Regions from separate parts of the Homo sapiens genome. Here region 2 is linked to region 1. A link is a contact called in ENCODE Hi-C or POLR2A ChIA-PET data. All regions are on one chromosome and are shown on one strand. Each heading gives the region's core, a stretch centred on a gene start or an enhancer-like site at or near the end of the contact. The rest is flanking DNA. Distances are from core to core; before and after follow the strand shown. Region 1 holds the start of LINC02288 (long intergenic non-protein coding RNA 2288). Region 2 has its middle 21 kb from the start of ZDHHC22.

Region 1 (3,839 bases), core at 882-3,381:
TTTGGAATCTTGGAGCTTGCCTCGATCTGGAAAGGCACTCAAGGGTCCAAAATGGCTTTTGTAAATCTTCTCACCAAAGCCAACAAAGAAGCAAACACTACAAAAACACTGAGAGAGAGAAGGGTAACATCTGACACATGAACATGGGCATCCATTGACTTGTGGGGTGGTGGCTGCTCTTGGCATGATTAAAAAAAAAATAGCCGGGTGTGGTGGCTCATGCCTGTAATCCCAGAAACTTTGGGAAGCTGAGGAGGGCAGATCGCCTGAGGTCAGGAGTTCGAGACCAGCCCGGCCAACATGGCAAAACCCTGTCTCTACTAAAAATACAAAAAAAGTAGCCAGGCATGATAGCACGTGCCTGTAATCCCAGCTACTCGGGAGGCTGAGGCAAGAGAATTGCTTGAACCCGGGAGGCGGAGGTTGCAGTGAGCTGAGACTGCCCCACTGCACTCCAGCCTGGGCGACAGAGGAAGACACCGCCTCAAAAAACAAAACAAAACAAAAATAAATAAATATAATACATCTGGGCTAGAGGTGGCGAACATTTAGGATAGATTCTGTATCTCTTGACCTTGATGACAGGGACATGTCAGGGTCTGCTTTGTTCATCCAGCTTAAAACTGTCACCAGAAGCCCTGGATAAAAATGCAGCCTCTGATTCACACACGGTCAGGAAACATGCCTTGTGCTCAGTACAGAAACATGTCCGTCAACCTGGGAAAGGAATCACCACCACGAAATATGCTTTTGGCTTGCCAAAGCTTAGCAGCTGTGAGAGCCAAAAACCCAGCTGCCTGGACTGTCTGGGGAAGTTGGCGGGAGGGAGGGGGGGTTGCTTTCTGAATCACCTGATTTCTGCCTCTAACTCTAGTTTAATTCCAAGTCGAAACCTATCTTGAAATGTCTCAAGAGCCTACTGCTCCTAAAAATTGTAGGTTTTAGCTAACCCTTCAGCTCTGTGCCTGCTGGCAAGGTGAAGCAGATGGCGTTTGTTGATTATTTATTTGGAAGGGGCTACTTTGGAATCAGGAAATTCCAGCGAGACAGAGTGCATCGCCTTGGCCAGAGCTGCCGTGACAATCACGAGCAGACACCCAGAGACAGTCAAGTTCAAAGAAATTGCAGCTAAGCCCCAGGAACTTGGGGCATTTTCAGTCTTTCTCGTCTCCTGGCCTCCATGTTCACCATGCACTTAGGAAGAAATGTTTCGTTCAGTTCAACATTCTGTGGTCTTCAAGTGTTTGAATACAAGGGCCCACATTCAAGGTCCCGCTTTGTCAAAAGGGCTTCACGAAGCTAACAGGCCTCTGACTTGTGTTTCATCCTGAAGCCCCTCATTATACAGACAGATCAAAACAGAAATCCCCCCTGCCTTAATGCCCAGCACATAAAGTCCTCTTTAATTAACATACACCATTTTTCAGTGAAACAGCCTCAAGGTGTTAAAAGTGCATAAAGGTCTGAAAGCTGAAGCCCAAGATAAACAGTGTGCCGAAATATATTTAGCAGAAAATATTGAAAGCCACAGGAAAAATAAGTTCCCTTCCTGGGATGTTAACGAATGTTTAGGTTCAGGAAACCTTCAGGAAGTAGCGAGCCGAGAAGGAATACTGCTCACCGTTTTTACCCCCAATGTAAATAAATCACTAAACCTCTTTGGTTTCCATAGGCCTGGGCTGGAGTGGAATATTTCATTTTTTCCCCATTAAACAGGCCACCCGGAGTGTTGGCATTACAGGCCTGAAAATATACCAAATCTGAATGTGCTATTTTGTTTCTGTACATTAAATCAGACTGTGTTTCAAACGGCAGTTCGTGCTAAATGGGGGGCTGATGATCCAGACTGTGCACCCTCACACACCTGAAATTGGCGCAGCGTAAATGATAGATCTGTTTCACCTTGGATCTCCCCGTGTCTTGTCTCCTACAGGAACACACCCTCTGTCGTTGTTGCCCAAGGTGATGTCATGTTCATTCTAAAGGCCGCGGTTCCAAGGGGACTACACCACAAGAAGATGCCTTCAGAAAGACCCAGATTTCCTGCGGTCTCAGGTAGGCGGCAGGGAGCAAGAGAACAAGGAAAGGACCCGCCACCACTCTCCCCAAGATGGATGCTGCATGATGTAAGTGGCTGGCTAAAATATCTGGCATCCTTGCAGTTTTAAGTTGCCAGCTAAATATTATTAAAAAGATAAAATACACGCAAACTGTGCAGAATGCAGGGCTGCTGTGTTTACATCCGGGTTTTGATGACTCAAAGACTTACACTTGAGCTTGCTGAAAAGCCTCTATTAAAAATACCGCTTTGTGAAAGCCCCCAGGGAGCAGGAAGAAAGCTGGGGGTGTGAAAGAGGAGAGCGGGAGGATGGTGACCCACCCAAGGACGGCGCTGACACCTGTGCTCCGGGCTGGCACTTAAGGCCAAGGAAGTGCTTAGAGGTTAACCTCCTCTCACCCTCGGAACCAGAGCGGGGAGGGTTAACCTTTTTCCAGAACATTTATTTCACCATCTCACTGACTAGAGGGAGGAGGGGCGGGAGGGGGAGAACGAGAGCCTGCCGCGCAGAGAGGCTGCGGATCACAAGGCCATTCTGATAGCCTCCTGTCCCCATGGCAACTGCAACGGCATTTATCAGTTCCTTCTGCGCACAGGCACAGCAAATCTGCATTGCACATGGCAGGCTTCCAGCATTTCAAATGAAAGAGCACTTTGAACGGCTGCCAAGTTTGGAAGGAGCAGAACTGTCAGGGCTGCTTAAAGCTGGCAGTTTATACTGGGGAGGTTTTCGCTTCCCACAATTCTCCGGGCCTGGCGAGCCGCCAAGTACTTAGCGGAAGCTAAAAAGTAACTCGCTCCCCTCCCTCCCCTCCCCTCCCCCTGCTCACGCTCCCCCTCCACACTATTCACCGCAGTGCTCTCAAAATTTTCCACATGTCCTGTGTCACCAGTGCAGACTGTACAATGAAAACCAGAACGCCGGCTGCCCACGACCAGGCTTTTATTAATAAATAACGGAGGGAGGAGGAGGAGGGGTTGGGATCAGACACTGACAGCTGGGGCACCGGGTCTCCGCGTACCTGCCAAAACCCCATAACCACTGGGTGTGAATGCGTGTGGTGTGTGTGCCTTTCAGCCTTAAAAATACATTAATAAAAATAAAAATAAAGGGAGCCTCAGAGCTGTAGACACCCTGAGTACCAGGGGAGGAGGGGTGGGTTTCGGTTGGATGGTTTGGCGCTTTATTTAGGGTGGGAATGGAGGTCTTGCAGGCAGCGTTGTTCAGATCCAGCCTTTCTAAGATCTGTAGGGAAGAGGGTTGTTATTGAGAGCTAAGCCTGTTTCTGGAGCTTTCCTTGAATCTCTCAGATGTCATGGTGAAAGCTGTGAGGCCACAGATGGGGAGGGAGTTCGGAGATGCTTTTCAATGCAAAGTTTACCAGATAACTTCTGACCGTCACGCACAGCCCAGAGCACAAGGGCTTCTATGGGCAGAAAGTGGAAATTGGCATAGTATTCACTGTACTTTTTTTTTTTTTTTAATGAAAATCTACACTGAGATCAAGGGCTTGGGCTTTATTTTCCAGCACAAATAGAATGAAAATTGTCTGCCGCTTAGGCGGTTGGATAGAGTTCAGGAAAACTATGTCTGGCATTAATTCCAAAGTGGAGGTTTTGGTTCAAACGAGGCCCATTAATTTCAGTAAACTGTTTTCACTAGTCCAGACCCTGCTGTGCAAGGACTATTTATTACCTTTTGCTAACCTGATGTCTGCAGAGTTGTAAAGCAAAGGGGGAAAAATCCAGGGTGAAGATATCTATATTTTGCATCAAATGG
Region 2 (3,839 bases), core at 523-3,022, 80 kb before region 1:
AACGGGATAATCTGCTGCTGCTAACTCCCTCCTAGTGTGCTTGGGTGTGTTGGGGTGGACTTATAGTTTCATATTAAGGACTCTTGCCCTAATCAAAGGGTGCTAACCCCAAAGGTTATTAAAGCATTATCTTTGAAATGAGTAGGACATATCACCTTGTCTAGGCTTACGCACCCAGCTTTGGATGTTTAAGACCTACAGAGACCAAAACTGTCAAAGGGGCAATTGACTAACTGATTGTCATTGCTACCTCCCACAAGACTAGAAGGAGGGACCAGGTCTGTTTTAGCCACCATTTTATATCCACAGCTCAGTCAGCAGCTGGGACATAAACGTGTTGAAAATGTGTTTCCTTGAAATAATAATGACAATGCTTTGGTCAGGTAAGCTGCAGGAATCATTAATACTTTCAGAAGAAGGAGAAATGTTCGGGTTTTGGAATACAATTTTGGGAGGAAAGGTGTGAAAATCTGAGTGACAAGGACCATGTTTTTGAGGATTTTTAAAGGTCCCCAAAGTGGGACCTACCCCAGGGCTGACCTGTGGCCTTGTGTTGACTGGTGCCTGCTCACCTCTGATCCTGTGGGTCCAAGAACCTTTTTTTCCCTTGAATTAAATATTTCTGCCATGTTGACTTTTTTTTTTTTAAATCATTCAGTGCATACTGTCCCACATGTCCTGATCCCCATGCAACTGGTGGGGCCAGGAGCCAGTCTTGGCCACGGGCTGAGCAGAAGTGACATTGTCACTGCAGCCCAACCTGACTAGTACAATCAGCAATGTTAGTAATTTACTAGCTAGGAGCTTCACGGCACAATTGATGTTTATAAAATGCTTCAAGAATAAAATCAGCACAGGCTGGAAAGCATGATACTTCTAAATACACCTTGCCAAGACAAGCATCAACTTGGATATCCTTTCAAAAAAATAAAAGGCTTTCACCTTGAAGTTCACTCTCTCGGCCTGTGAGAGCCCAGGGGACCATTATTGAAAACACACAGTCTAAACCATGCCTGTCACTGTTTTGTCGGGCTGTGGGTATCCGGGGCTGTTTGTTGTGACGGTTCACTGCCCTTTCTCTGTGTTTTGCTGAAGTGAAACTCATTTGCATTTCCTGAGCAGCCCAGTGATGAGAGGAGAGGCCCAGAAACCTTGCTGGAGCTCAGAGGGGAAGCAGAATGAAATGTTAACCAGCAGGACCACCAGGCTTCTGGGGCCAAGTTTTCCTGCCATTTTTGAAGACAATGCAGGACTCGTTGAGGTTGTGGTGCTCCATTTGTGTGTAACTTCTTTAGGCTTCTTCTCTTCCCCTGACTGGGCAATGTACTCACTTGTGCAAGGGTTGAGTGGAGATGATAATTTCAACCCAGCTCTCTGTAGAGACATGATTATTGTGGTTTACCATCTACAAGTGGTGGCAGGTCTTGATTTTTCAGGGCTTCTGGTTTTTCACTCTCACCCTCAAATGAAGGGCAGGCCCCATGCCAAGCGCTCCCATCTGTCCACCCAGCAGGCAGGGGCTTTGTGGGCTGTCCCCAGAGAATGGAGGCCTTTGCTCTCTTCTGTTATAAAGACACCAGGATGAACAAACATGCTTCCAAGGCCACTGCAATTTTTGGGATCTAGTGAGTCTGTAGGAAATGTAACGGCAGCTATTTTTACTCTCATGCTCTCCAGCCACTCTGACTGCCTTGCTGGAAGGATAATAATCACTCCACCTGCCAGGGCCCTCACAAGGGCTGGCCGCAGGATCCCACTTTCGGTTTTCATTCTCCTTCATATTCTAACAGCTTCCTCCCACTCCCTGGGTTATCTTCATATTCTATGGGCCCTTCTTGCTTTTTTGCTCAACTCATCTCCTCCAGCTGCTGTAATTTAAGGCAGGAACCATACAGACTGTTCTTTCAAGCAATTCTGTCTTGCATAACCATCCTTTAGAAAGAGATAGGAAAGCCATGTGTTTTAAGAATAAAGGGGGGCCAGGCACGGTGGCTCATGTCTGTAATCCCAGCACTTTGGGAGGCTGAGGTGGGCGGATCACCTGAGGTTGGGAGTTCGAGACCAGCCTGACCAACATGGAGAAACCCCATCTCTACTAAAAATACAAAATTAGCCGGGCGTGGTGGCACATGCCTGTAATCACAGCTACCCAGGAGGCTGAGGCAGGAGAATCGCTTGAACCCGGGAGGTGGAGGTTGCCATGAGCCGAGATTGCACCATTGCACTCCAGCCTGGGCAACATGAGTGAAACTCCGTCTCAAAAAAAAAAAAAAAAAAAAGTAAAAAGAAAGAAAATAAAGGAAGGATTCTGAGAGGAAAAAACCAAAATGGTCACACATGGACCCACAGAACAGCTCCTTCCAGGAAGCCAGTCAAAGAGTAACCATCCTGGGTTGATATTTTCTCTCCTCTCATTCACTGTAAATGAGATTTTGGTAGAAGACAGTCTTAATTATCCCAAGCAGTCACAACCCTGAAGGGGCTGAATGCCATCACTTGAATTCCATCACTGGGTCTGTGAGCGGCGAGGCTGCCTTGCTCCGTAGAGCAGTTTTAAAACACTTTTGAGACATCACTTTTTTGCGTTGCACCTTCATCTCAGGATGTCAAGTGCATAGCGAGGATTATGCCCCTCCTCTTTTGATAAAGGAAACTGACGTAGCAGAGGTAAAGGCTGCAGGAGCTAGGGCACAGTCGTTGTTTTCTTCTGCCTCTTTCTCTCAGGGATTCTGATTGTGCTGTGTCACCCAGGCAGACTTCTCATCTCTAATCTCTCTTCTGGTGTAGATGAAAGGTTGACCCAAAAGGCTTGGACCAGAATAAAGACCTCACAAAGTATCACTGCATCTATGTCATCTCTGACTAGTGACAGTGAAAATAATGTTAAATCAACCCAAGTGGTTCTGTTTTTCGTTTGGCTTTTTTGTGAGACAGGGTTTTTGTCACCCAGACTGGAATGCAGTGGCATGATTTTGATTCACTGCAACCTCCGCCTCCTGGGCTCAAGTGATCCTCCCACCTCAGCCTCCAGAGTAGCTGGGACTACAGGTGTGTGCCACCACACCCAGCTAATTTTTGTATTTTTTAGAGAGACAGGGTTTCGCCATGTTGCCCAGGCTGATCTCAAAGTCCTAGGCTCAAGCAATCCATCCACCTCGGCCTCCTGAAGTGCTGGGATTACAGGCATGAGCCACTGCACGCAGCCCCAAATTGTTCCTTAAAACACATGAAGAGGCCAGGCACGGTGGCTCATGCCTGTAATCCCAACACTTTGGGAGGCTGAGGTGGGCGGATCACGGGGTCAGGAGATCAAGACCATCCTGGTTAACACGGTGAAACCCCGTCTCTACTAAAAATACAAAAAAAAAAAAAATTAGCGGGCATGGTGGTGGGCACCTGTAATCCTGGCTGAGGAGGCTGAGGCAGGAGAATGGTGTGAACCCGGGAGGTAGAGCTTGCAGTGAGCCGAGACAGCGCCACTGCACTTCAGCCTGGGCAACAGAGCGAGACTCCGATTCAAAAAAAAAAAAAAAAAAAAAACGAAGAAACATCATCCCTGGTTGTGCAGAGAGAAGTCTGAAAGGAAATAAGCTAACTAACACTCTCCCAAATACAAAAGTTACCTTCTTCATCTCAAATGAAATGAAAGGGCTGTTTGCAGATGGCTGACCAGAAAAGGAGATGATCTGATTTAACCCCAAATCATTCTCCTTTTGGGCCAGTAAGAATTCTTTGAGACCAGGTTTTTACATGGGAGGTAGTAAATCCACATTAGCTGCAACAAGATAATCATATGAAAGGCAACACCAATGCAGACTGGCAAAGAGCTTCTCCCAGAG

The links. A loop is a pair of places that touch in the nucleus more often than their neighbours do. ChIA-PET counts read pairs that join two places held with the same protein, here RNA polymerase II (POLR2A). Pooled maps may share reads with other maps.
Region 2: a map with no recorded cell type shows a loop between it and region 1 (8-fold over the local background). The contact joins the enhancer-like site here to the promoter of LINC02288 in region 1. A Hi-C loop is called at or near these places in 2 of 168 maps with a recorded cell type or tissue (OCI-LY7 and PC-9), 10 of 37 single-sample maps with no recorded cell type and 10 of 50 pooled maps. POLR2A ChIA-PET finds 5 or more read pairs at or near these places in 10 of 52 experiments (A673, B cell, CD4-positive, alpha-beta memory T cell and 7 more).

Annotation. Positions count from the first base shown.
Region 1 is chr14:77,039,341-77,043,179 of GRCh38, reverse strand. LINC02288 (long intergenic non-protein coding RNA 2288) reads right to left here and starts at 2,131. Exons shown (of 4, transcript NR_110554.1): 1 at 1,903-2,131. RefSeq lists enhancers at 2,429-2,518, 1-2,652, 1,928-2,659 and a silencer at 2,769-2,958.
Region 2 is chr14:77,118,849-77,122,687 of GRCh38, reverse strand. No RefSeq gene overlaps it. Among named protein-coding and RNA genes, the nearest start is that of ZDHHC22, 21 kb to the left of the region's middle. RefSeq lists enhancers at 766-945, 1,326-1,555, 1,566-1,625, 1,636-1,835. Within about 2 kb of position 1,772, at least 16 of the 41 ENCODE cell types and tissues checked have a DNase peak (open chromatin) inside an H3K27ac peak, as active enhancers do; they include B cell and OCI-LY7, where a contact is called at or near this core.